Regions from separate parts of the Homo sapiens genome. Here region 1 is linked to region 2. Evidence: read pairs that join two places in POLR2A ChIA-PET (ENCODE). Cell type or tissue: MCF 10A. All regions are shown on one strand. Each heading gives the region's core, and the rest is flanking DNA. Links, peaks and the distances in the headings are about the cores only.

The links. ChIA-PET counts read pairs that join two places held together with the same protein. Peaks named below come from ENCODE experiments on the same cell type or tissue, not always from the same donor. Only the 100,000 strongest peaks of a DNase experiment are listed, where the experiment ranks them.
Region 1: POLR2A ChIA-PET joins it to region 2 with 5 read pairs; 2 of 35 experiments call an interaction of 5 or more read pairs at or near these places.

Annotation. Positions count from the first base shown.
Region 1 is chr14:24,324,173-24,329,172 of GRCh38, reverse strand. It overlaps ADCY4 (adenylate cyclase 4), which reads left to right. Exons shown (of 25, transcript NM_001198568.2): 10 at 1-112; 11 at 2,831-2,874; 12 at 3,008-3,094; 13 at 3,286-3,355; 14 at 3,699-3,796; 15 at 4,782-4,866; 16 at 4,974-5,000. Among named protein-coding and RNA genes, the nearest start is that of ADCY4, 8.4 kb to the left of the region's middle. In MCF 10A, for the core only: a CTCF peak has its summit at 1,102 (motif pointing left); no DNase peak of the experiment used is centred there.
Region 2 is chr14:22,836,750-22,842,807 of GRCh38, reverse strand. MMP14 (matrix metallopeptidase 14) reads right to left here. Exons shown (of 10, transcript NM_004995.4): 1 at 5,883-6,058; 2 at 1,169-1,317; 3 at 773-895; 4 at 91-398. The coding sequence starts at 5,990. Among named protein-coding and RNA genes, the nearest start is that of MMP14, 3.2 kb to the right of the region's middle. In MCF 10A, for the core only: no CTCF peak of the experiment used is centred there; DNase peaks (open chromatin) are centred at 3,447, 4,797 and 5,487.

The DNA.
Region 1 (5,000 bases), core at 1-5,000, 1.5 Mb before region 2:
GATGCGTCCATCACTGCTGATGACCCGTTACCTGGAGTCCTGGGGCGCAGCCAAGCCTTTTGCCCACCTGAGCCACGGAGACAGCCCTGTGTCCACCTCCACCCCTCTCCCGGTATGTGCACCTTCATCCTGAGCCCCAGAGCTTAGTTAAATCCACCCCCAGTATCCTCAGGCCCCACTGGCAGCCTTCCCTGCCCCCACCACCAGTGAGCCACTTAATGATTTGTGACATCCCAAAGTCCCGAACTGTCTTGTCACCCCAGTCACTGGTTCAGGCCCTTCCTTGCCCCTCCTTCTAGAGAAAGAGCCCTCCAGCTCACCTCAGAGAAGATACAAGATCCCTACAGACACCATTGTAGGGACCAGCCCCACAGGGTCGGTGGGTCTCTCCCTGTGTGCGACGACGAGAGAGTGTAGAAATAAAGACACAAGACAAAGAGATAAGAGAAAAGGCAGCTGGGCCCGGGGGACCACTACCACCAATGCGCGGAGACCGGTAGTGGCCCCGAATGTCGGGCTGCGCTGTTATTTATTGGATACAAGGCAGAAGGGGCAAGGTAAAGAATGTGAGTCACCTCCAATGATAGGTAAGGTCATGTGGGTCACATATCCACTGGACAGGGGGCCCTTCCCTGCCTGGCAGCCGAGGCAGAGAGGGAGAGGAGACAAAGAGAAAGACAGCTTACACCATTATTTCTGCATATCAGGGACTATTAGTATTTTCACTAATTTACTACTGCTATCTGGAAGGCAGAGCCAGGTGTACAGGATGGAACATGAAGGTGGACTAGGAGCGTGACCACTGAAGCACAGCATCACAGGGAGACGGTTAGGCCTCCGGATAACTGTGGGTGAGCCTGACTGATGTCAGGGCCTCCACAAGAGGTGGAGGAGCAGAGTCTTCTCTAAACTCCCCCAGGGAAAGGGAGACCCCCCCCCCCACCCCGCTTTCCCGGTCTGCTAAGTAGCTGGTGTTGTTTCTTGACACCTTTTGCTACCGCTGGACCATGATCCGCTTGGTGACGGGCGTCTTCCCAGATGCTGGCGTCACCGCTAGACCAAGGAGCCCTCTGGTGGCCCTGTCCAGGCATAACAGAAGGCTCGCACTCCTGTCTTCTGGTCACTTCTCACTATGTCCCCTCAGCTCCTATCTCTGTATGGCCTGGTTTTTCCTAGGCTATGATTATTGAGTGAGGATTATCATAATATTGGAATAAAAAGTAATTGCTACCCACTAATGATTAATGATACTCATATATAATCATATCTAAGATCTATATCTGGTATAACAATTCTTGTTTTATATTTTATTATACTGGAACTGCTCGTGTCCTCTGTCTCTTGCCTCGGTGCCTGGGTGGCTTGCCACCCACACACCATGTCCATAACTCCCCAGCCTCTACTCAGGAGAGTGCCTTCCCCTGACACCACAAAGGCAGTTGGACCCCCCACTTCCTCCTGTCTCTGATTCTAGGGCTGTGCACCCATAGCACCAGGAAATGTCTCTGTTTAACTCAATTCCTGAAACTGCATGCTCTCTTCTTCAACCCCCCAACACTGGGGAGTGGGGGAAGGACACTGGCAGCAGTGGTTGCAGGAAGTACTTAATTCCAAGTGTTAACATGAGGTAGGGGAGAGGTCAGAGGGTTAAGCTGGCAGGAGGAAGAGGAAGGAAGAAGCTGAGGTTCAGCTGACTGTTGCAGGATGAGACCTCCAGCATGGGTGGAGTGGTGTGTGGGGACTGCTACAAGCCCAGGGACTGTGAGATGGTGTTAGGTACAATTACATAGCAGGAATGCCTGCCGGGGCCCATGCTAGACCTCCTGCCGCTTTCCACTGGTGTGCAGGCTAGGGAGTATTAGGGTGGAAGAGCAGGACCCTTTGTTCAAGGGTGTCTCCTGAGGCAGGACCTTCACTAGCACAGAAATCCACTTAGCCCCTGAAGTTCCAGGGGCTCAGTCAAATATTAGAAATCTTGCCAGGCACGGTGGCTCACACCTGTAATCCCAGTACTTTGGGAGGATGAGGCAGATGGATAGCTTGAGGTCAGTAGTTTGAGACCAGCCCGGCCAACATGGCGAAACCCCATCTCTACTAAAAATACAAAAATCAGCCAGGCGTGGTGGTGCGTGCCTGCAATCCCAGCTACTCAGGAGGCTGAGGCAAGAGAATTGCTTGAACCTGGAAGGCGGAGGTTGCAGTGAGCTGAGATTGCACCAATGCACTCCAGCCTGGGCAACAAGAGCGAAACTCCGTTGCAAAAAAAAAAAAAAAAATCCAGCCAGGTACGGTGGCTCATGCCTATAATCCCAGCACTTTGAGAAGCCGAGGCAGGCGGATCACCTAAGGTCAGCAGTTTGAGACCAGCCTGACCAACATGGTGAAACCCCATCTCTACTAAAAATGCAAAAATTAGCTGGGCGTGGTGGCACATGCCTGTAATCCCAGCCACCTGGAAGGCTGAGGCAGGAAAATCGGTTGAACCTGGGAGGTGGAAGTTGTGGTGAGCCGAGATCATGCCATTGCACTCCAGCCTGGTGACAGAGCAAGATTCAGTCACACACACACACACACACACACACACACACACACACACACACAAAGATCCTGGGAGTCTAGAGAGTCAGGGGGAAACTTTAAGGAGATTCAAACCTCCCCTTCAAGGGCAGGTGGGATTTGGGAGACAGAGAGGTCATTAGAGGCAAAAGAAAGAGCCCAGTGAAATGCCCAAGGTCAAAGACATGTATAGAGCATGCAGTGTGGCTCATGGTCTACCTCACTGCAGGGAAAACACCCACCATGCCCACCTCCCCCTGTGCTCTCCCAACAGGAGAAGACCCTGGCTTCCTTCAGCACCCAGTGGAGCCTGGATCGGTGAGGAGGCCTCAAAGTCTTTGCCAGTGGGGCTGTCTGGATGACCCCCTCCATCCTCCCTGGGGGTCTGCTCCTGCTTTGCCCAGACGCTCTGAGGGTCTCTGTGGTGATGGACTTGGCTCTCACTGTGCAGGAGCCGTACCCCCCGGGGACTAGATGATGAACTGGACACCGGGGATGCCAAGTTCTTCCAGGTCATTGAGCAGCTCAACTCGCAGAAGTACGGAGAACAAAGAGGGCTGGGGGGGCCGCAGGCCCTGAGGTCATATGGTGGAGAAGGGATGGTGCTCCCTGAGGGGCTGGAGGGAAGACTCGCCTGACCACCCCCTCTTGCCCTCACTCTGCCCTCTTCCTGCCCTTCTGTGCCCTCTGTTCTCTGGTGCTTTCACCCACCCTCCCACCTCCCACCAGACAGTGGAAGCAGTCGAAGGACTTCAACCCACTGACACTGTACTTCAGAGAGAAGGAGATGGAGAAAGAGGTGGGCTGTGGTGTGGGTGGCACCAAACAACTTCCCAACTTTAGTTCCTTGGTGCTGGGGAGGGGTCAGCCCTTGGGTCTCCTCCCCAAGTCTGCTCAGTTTGTGATCCTAGGGGTGAGGAGCTTGTGCCTCTCTCTAAAGGAAAGTCACTCTGTAGACTGAGCTACTAGATGGTAGGGGGAGGAAGGAGGGTAACTCCTTGGAGAACTGGTAGGGTCTACATGGAACTGAACTGGAGCCTGGGCGGTGAGGCTGAGGAGCCCACCCCTTGCCTGGGAGTGATGCCTTCAAGGTGATGGGTAGCACTGGACCCTGTCTCCACCTCTGGCCCTCTCACTTTCAGTACCGACTCTCTGCAATCCCCGCCTTCAAATACTATGAAGCCTGCACCTTCCTGGTTTTTCTCTCCAACTTCATCATCCAGATGCTAGTGACAAACAGGTGAGAGTGCCCCAGGCAAAGGAGGCCCTGGCTGTCATAAGCGGATCACCTTGCCCTCATGACCCCGGGCCACACTTTCTTCCTTCACCCCTTCCCCTTAGCTTCAGGCACTTACCCACAGAGGAAACATGTGTTCTGGGGAAAATGATAATCACGGCCCTTATCTTAACCTTGTAGATCCTGTGGACTTTCTACACAGCCCTAGCATTTTCCCATGAGCATCTCTTTTGATTCTAACAACATCCCCATGAAGGCCAGTTTGTTTCCATTGAGAAACCCAAATCTGGCAGCAAATGCATGAGCTTAGAAAGTAGGCCCTCATTCCTAGTCCACTGCTAGGAGGGATGAGGACTTGTTCTTAACTCAGCCAGGTGGCCGGGTGTGATGGCTCACGCCTGTAATCCCAGCACTCTGGGAGGCTGAGGCAGGTGGATCACCTGAGGTCAGGAGTGAAAGACTAGCCTGGCCAACATGGTGAAACCCCATCTCTACTAAAAATACAAAAATTTGCTGGGTGAGATGGCAGGCGCCTGTAATCCCAGCTACTCGGGAGGCTGAGGCAGGAGAATCGCTCAAACCCGGGAGGCGGAGTTTGCAGTGAGCCAAGATCACACCACTGCACTCCAGCCAGGGCAACAGAGCGAGACTCCGCCTCAAAAAAAAAGAAAAAAAAAAAACTCAGCCAAGTTAAAGAGCTTTGGGCTAAAGGCCCAGAGATCAGTCTGCCGTAGCCTCAGCCATTCTTGTGAGCCCCCACTCCCCACCATATGGGTCCCTGTTCCACCTCGACACTGCTCTAGACCCTTAAGCCAGCCAACCCAGATCATCAGAATGCAATGTCTTCTATCAGCCGGGACCCCATCGCCAGCCAACCCAGATTCCCCAGAACCACTTCCCCTATCTCCCACCCAGCTCACACAGCACCTTCATAGCACACAGGGAGCCTGTTCTGGCACTTCAAGGCCTCGCTTTTGTCTCCCTTCAGGCCCCCAGCTCTGGCCATCACGTATAGCATCACCTTCCTCCTCTTCCTCCTCATCCTTTTTGTCTGCTTCTCAGAGGACCTGATGGTGAGGTGGGCTGAGGGGTGGAAGTGGTATGCCGGAGCCCTGGTCACAACCTGTCCTGAAGAGGGTGCCCCAGCCCCGTGGCTAAGATGCCCATGCTCCCTCCACAGAGGTGTGTCCTGAAAGGCCCCAAGATG
Region 2 (6,058 bases), core at 1,059-6,058:
GCCCGGAGATTTTGGAAGGAGGGAGGGGAACCACCCCTACAAATGACTGTTGGCTTTTTCCAGAGTAAGTCCCAGGGATACTTGGCTCACCATTCAGATCCTCATTCCTGACAGTCCAAGGCTCGGCAGAGTCAAAGTGGGTGTCTCCTCCAATGTTGGGGCCTGGGAAGTAGGCATGGGCCAGGAAGCCGCCCTCACCATCGAAGGGCGTGCTGTCGCCATGGAAGCCCTCGGCAAAGAAGATCATGATGTCGGCCTGCTTCTCATGGCCCTCACGGATGTAGGCATAGGGCACCTCGCGGAAGCGCAGTGGTGTGGCACTCTCCCACACGCGGAACGCCTTGCGAATGGCCTCGTATGTGGCATACTCGCCCACCTTGGGGGTGTAATTCTGGATGCTGAGGTCCAGCCACGTGGGGAGAGGATGGGGTGTGTTAGGATAAAGAGGGGCAACATTCTCCTTCCCTGCACTCTCCCAGGTCTGACTGCGCGGCCCAGCCACCTCTGCCTGACCCAGCTCTTCCTGCTACCTCATGCGCAACGCCTCTGTCTCAAGAACAAGGGATCCTCAGGCTCTGGCTCTCTGGCACTGGGGTGCACCCTTGATGGCTACACCTCTCTCAAGGATGAGAGCCATTTTCCTCCCCACTCCCACGGATGCTTCCCAGGAACTGAGGGGAGTGGGGCAGGGGGTCTCTGAGTCCCTGCATAAGCACAATGGGTAGGAAATAATAACCAGATGTGAGAAAGGTTGCTTGCCTGTTGGACTCACCAGAAAGTGATTTCATTATGTTGCCATTTGAGACCCTGGATGGCGTAGCGCTTCCTTCGAACATTGGCCTTGATCTCAGCCCCAAACTTGTCTGGAACACCACATCGGGGGCGCCTCATGGCCCTGGAGTGGGTTTGGGTGCGAGGATTGGGATCAGTGCAGTGTATGAAAGAGAAAGGTCTCCACGATCAGTGTTGGGTAAGACTTGCTGTGTGTCAATGTGGGGAAAGGCCAAGGTTATGAGGTCAGGGTGAATATGAGAGGGTCAGGATCAGCACGTGGGGATGAGATATGGGGGAGTGGGGTGCACAAGCCAGGCATTCAGGTAGGAACATCTCTGGCGCTGGCATTGTCAGTGGATGCTAGGCAGAACTCCTGCCAGGGTCTAGCACTTACTTCATGGTGTCTGCATCAGCTTTGCCTGTTACTTGCAAGCCGTAAAACTTCTGCATGGCAGCGATGGCCGCTGAGAGTGACTGGGGTGAGCGCTGTGTGTGGGTACGTAGGTCCCCGGGAGGCAGGTAGCCATATTGCTGTAGCCAGGCCTGTAGGGAAAGGGGTATGGCTTAGAGTGTCCCCACCTGGCCCATAGGGTGCCTCTACCTCCCCGACAATGCCCAGCATACAGCCTTGGCTTGGCAAGGAAAGGGCAGTGGGTTCCCAGCTTGGCTCCGGCAGCAGGTCTGGAGGAACTCCCAGGCTAGACCTGATCTCTGGCCCAGGCCCCTCGGGGCTATAGCTTGTCCCCTCGGGGCTATGGGCCCAAACAGGCTTTTGGCTGTAGCTCTCTTGAAAATGAGAGAGAGCCCTGGTGGTTTAATGGGGTTCTGAGATGTCTTCTCAGAGCTGTGATTCCTTCTAGCACTTTTCTCCCCCATGTCAGTGTTCTTACAAATATAGCATGTTCCACCTGGGACTGGGCTATGCCCATGATGTGTGGGGAGGGGTGTTGACAGGCTGAGTGAGCTCTACTATTGGGCTTGACCTGAGGCCCTCCTGGGATGGGAGTGCCATGTCCCCAGGACCCTCACAGCTGAGATCTTTTTAGAAAGGAGGGCAGAAAAAAGAGCTAGAGCTAAGGCTGGCTGCTACGAGGGGAAACTAGGAACTTGGAATGTGGTAAGAGGTGTGATCCAGCTGAAGCCAGGATCCTGCCGCTGTCCTTATCCAAGCAGCATCTGACCTATGGCTTGGAACCTAAAGGCCTATTTAAGATTCTCAGCAGTGGCCGGGCGCGGTGGCTCACACCTGTAATCCCAGCACTTTGGGAGGCCGAGGCAGGCTGATCACGAGGTCAGGAGATCGAGACCATCCTGGCTAACACGGTGAAACCCTGTCTCTACTAAAAATACAAAAAATATTAGCCGGGCACGGTGGCGGGCGCTTGTAGTCCCAGCTACTCAGGAGGCTGAGGCAGAAGAATGGTGTGAACGCAGGAGGCGGAGCTTGCAGCGAGCTGAGATTGCGCCACTGCACTCCAGCCTGGGAGACAAAGCAAGACTCCGTCTCAAAAAAAAAAAAAAGATTCTCAACAGAGGAAGTGGGACATAGGGGTGGAGGAGGAGACTTGGTGACTGTATTTTATTTCAGGTATGTTGTGAATTGGTCATAATATAAAGGCTGGCATATTGCCTTAAATTAAATTAATGTTAGGTTTTTGGTGTTTGATTAAAAGGTACACACACTGCAAAGCCCTGTTGAGGAGAAAGTCAGCCTTTATTGTAAGAACAATGGAGTATTTTCTTAAAGCCTCAAAGTAAAACAAGCCAGGCTGGGCGTGGTGGCTGACGCCTGTAATCCCGACAGTTTGGGAGGCCAAGGCGGGCAGATCACCTGAGGTCAGGAGTTCGAGACCAGCCTAGCCAACAGGGTGAAACCCTGTCTCTACTAAAAATACAAAAATTAGCTGCACGTGGTGGTGGGCACCTGTAATCCCAGCTACTCAGGAAGCTGTGGTAGGAGAATTGCTGAACCTGGGAGGCCAAGGTTGCAGTTAGCCAAGATCCCGCCACTGCACTCAGCCTGGGTGACAGAGCGAGACTCTGTCTCAAAAAAAAAAAAAAAAAAAAAAAAGTAAAACAAGCCAAGTTATATATGAAATATGAAGATGCTTGGATTCTTTTATGGGGAGAAGACACCACCCAGATAGCTCTAGTCCCTGCTCCAGCTTTGCTTTCTTAGGGAGTTCAGGAAGCGGCTGTAGGTTGCCCAGGATGGGATCTTGGAGGGGAGATGGGGGAGGCTGCTGTTGGGTGCTGTATCTCCTAGCCAAGGTCATCAGGATTGGATTGCCACATGGTCCTTCACCTCTGGGCTCAGGTCCTGGTGATGGGGCAGTAGTCTTGCATGGGGACTGGGGGTGACTCAAGAGCAGCTGACTGGGGACCTGAGCCCACAGGGGCAAGAATTGCAACATGGTTCTGGGAAGTGATCCCCCCCCAAGGCTGATGCGAGCTAGAACCCGAGATGTAAACAACCCAGCCTTTTCCCAGCCAACAGTCTTGGCTAGAACAACCCTAGCACCACCTAGCTCTGAGGCTCTGAGAGCCCCTCCTCAGGGGTAGAGGAAGGAGTGACATTTAACCTTTGGTATACCAGAGGGAGCCAAGCAGTCCACACCAGTCCGGGGCTGCTCTCAGGGAGCTGCAGGCTTGCCCTGACCTGTTCTGGCTGATGCCACAGCCAGTGCCTGGGGAGGCCTGCTGTGGCCTGTGCCTAACTATGCAGGAAATGTCTTTTGCCCCTAGCATACCTGCAGGATAAACACACCCCGGGCTTATGACCCTTGGTTGAGGAGCAGCTGCTTCAGGACTTGGGGAAGGATGGGACTGGTCTACTGACGCTGGAAGGCAGGAGGACTGAGGCCAGGCCCCGTCAACCCTCAGAGAGCAAAGCTGAGAGAATTTGCCTAGAGCAGAACGACAGAAGGAAGATGGGGAGAAGACAGAACGACAGAAGGAAGACGGGACAGAAGAGATGGGGAGAATCCACATCCAGGAGCTCTGGGGGAAATCCCCTCTGGAGTCGTTCAAGAAGCTAGGGGGGTCTAAATATTCACACCTACAACCTCCACCCCATACCCTCGGGAGAAAAATGAAGGCTCAGTCAAATGAAGGACTTCCCTGGAGTCAAGAGAGCCGCAAGGCCTGGAAAGGAAGTGCCCCCATCCCTCTCCTCCCCCCAGGCCTAGGCAAGTTTCTCTCCTCACAGAGACTATGAGGTCGAAACCACAGAAGAGAGGACTCTTGTGTCTGCGGCTGGGTGGGAGGAAGGGCCCAGCGCCAGACAGGCCATGGGGAGGAGAGGGCTGTCCTGGAGCTGGTGCAGGACTCTGGAGGCCTGGTAGGAGGGACCCAGCTGCATGAGGCCTGCACCACCCCAGCTTTCCCTCCACATTGGCCTGGAGAAAAAAGCAACTATGTTGGGTCAAAGAACCCAGTCGGCTGGCTTTGTCTTTGCGAATGAGAGAGATGCAAGGTATCCCCTAGGAGAAAGTCAACGGAACACCTCCCACCTTGGCTTAGGGGTCCAGGGGAGGGTGGGGGGACCTCCAGCTCTGCAGTAGGCCCTGGATCCTAGCCTCTGGGGCTGCTCCTCCCTCCCTTCCTGGGCCCAGAAGCAAATGGTGGTTCTGGCACTGGGACCGCCCATGACCCAATTAAAACGGAGCCAGGGCAGCCGCCCCTCCCCTGGGGGACCCAGCAAAGCAGGGGAGGGAAAAAAGGTAAGGCAGTGAAGTTGGCGGTCGGCAGCTCCCCAGATGCTCAGGCTCGTTTTGTTAGGGGCGCTCCCTTTCAGGTCTCAGAGGACTCTAGGCCTGGGAAGAGGACGACTCCTCCCGGACAGTCAGGCTCAGCCTCCAGCACCAGGGCAGGTTTTTACTCTCCCTGGTCTCTGAGCACTCCACGTTTCGTCTTCCACCCCGATTCCTGGGGCCATACTTTTCCAGTCGGCCCCAGACCCTTTCAGGGACGCAGAGAGAAGACAGTATTCTTTCCAAAGAGTTTTCTCCGGGGTGGGACCAAGGAGGAGAAGCCAAACCCATATCCCATCCCCCTTCTAGGGCCCTTCCTGGCCCCTCCCAACCGCACCCAGGCCCTTGCCAGGCTGAGTGGGTTGAGATGGCCCAAAATAAGAAGCTCATTAAATCCGTCTCCCACCTTCACCCCAAAATAAGAGAGAGAGAGGAAAAACCTCCTCAGACAACTCCCACGCAGCTTCCTCTGGGGCCCGGTGGGCCACCGTCTGGGCCGGGGTGAGGGTGGGGGGCGCCCGAGCCAGCCCCGACGTGAGGGCACCCCGGACCAGACCCTCTCCCCATTCCCCAAGCGACGCCCCCAGGCTCCCTGCAATTAACACAGAAAAACTATTAACAACAAAAAGGGCCTGAAGGCGCCGACGCGGGTGGGGATAGGGGGAGGCAGCGACCCGGCCGATCGCCCGGCTCACAAGGAGAGCTTTGTGTGTACGGAAACGCGGCCAGCGCGCCGGCGCTGCGACCCTCGACGCCAGGGATGCGGGTAGGGACACAGCGGGGTCCTCTCGGGGAGACGGGGGCTGTGGCCCTGGACGCTCGGCCGTCCACCCTCGACCCCCACCTGGCCGCAGACTCGTCCGCTGAAGGCCTGGGCCACCCGGGGAGGCCGAAGCGCCCATCGGAGGGCGCGCCGGCGGGAGAGCGCTGGAGAGCTGGGAAGTCGAAGAAACAACAAACTCTCGCGCATGACGAGGAGCCGGGACAGCGCGGGGTTTGAGCGGAGTCCAAATGTTTATCAGGCGGTTCCAGAGCTGAGAGCAGAGCCCAAGGGAATCGGGGAAGGGGGAGTTCGCCCCAGTTGTAAAGTTCTTCCAAGGACTGGGAAAAAAGAAGGAATGGGAAGGAGAGTCGGCGGCGCAGGGGGTGGGGGCAGCTGGTTGGAAGCGGGCAAAAGTTGGATCGATCTGGAAGTTTGGAGACGAAGAGGAAAAAGAAAGGGAGGGGGAATCCTGCAGGCCTGAGCAGCGGAGATCCCAAAAGCCCTCCTCTCCGAATAGAGGCTGTCCCCTAGGAGACCCCCGGGCTCGCCTCCCGGCGGGCGCGACTCCGGGAAGGGCCGGGAAGCTCACTTACTTCGGGGCTGAAGCTGCTGCTTTGGGCCGAGCCGAGGGAGGCGAGCGCGGTGCCGAGCGTGAGCAGGGGGAGCAGGAGACAACGGGGGGGTCTTGGGGCGGGAGACATGGTCCGAGACCACCGGGTCAGCCGGGCAGTGTGGGCTCCGCGGCCGGGCCCACGCCCTGGGGTCGCAC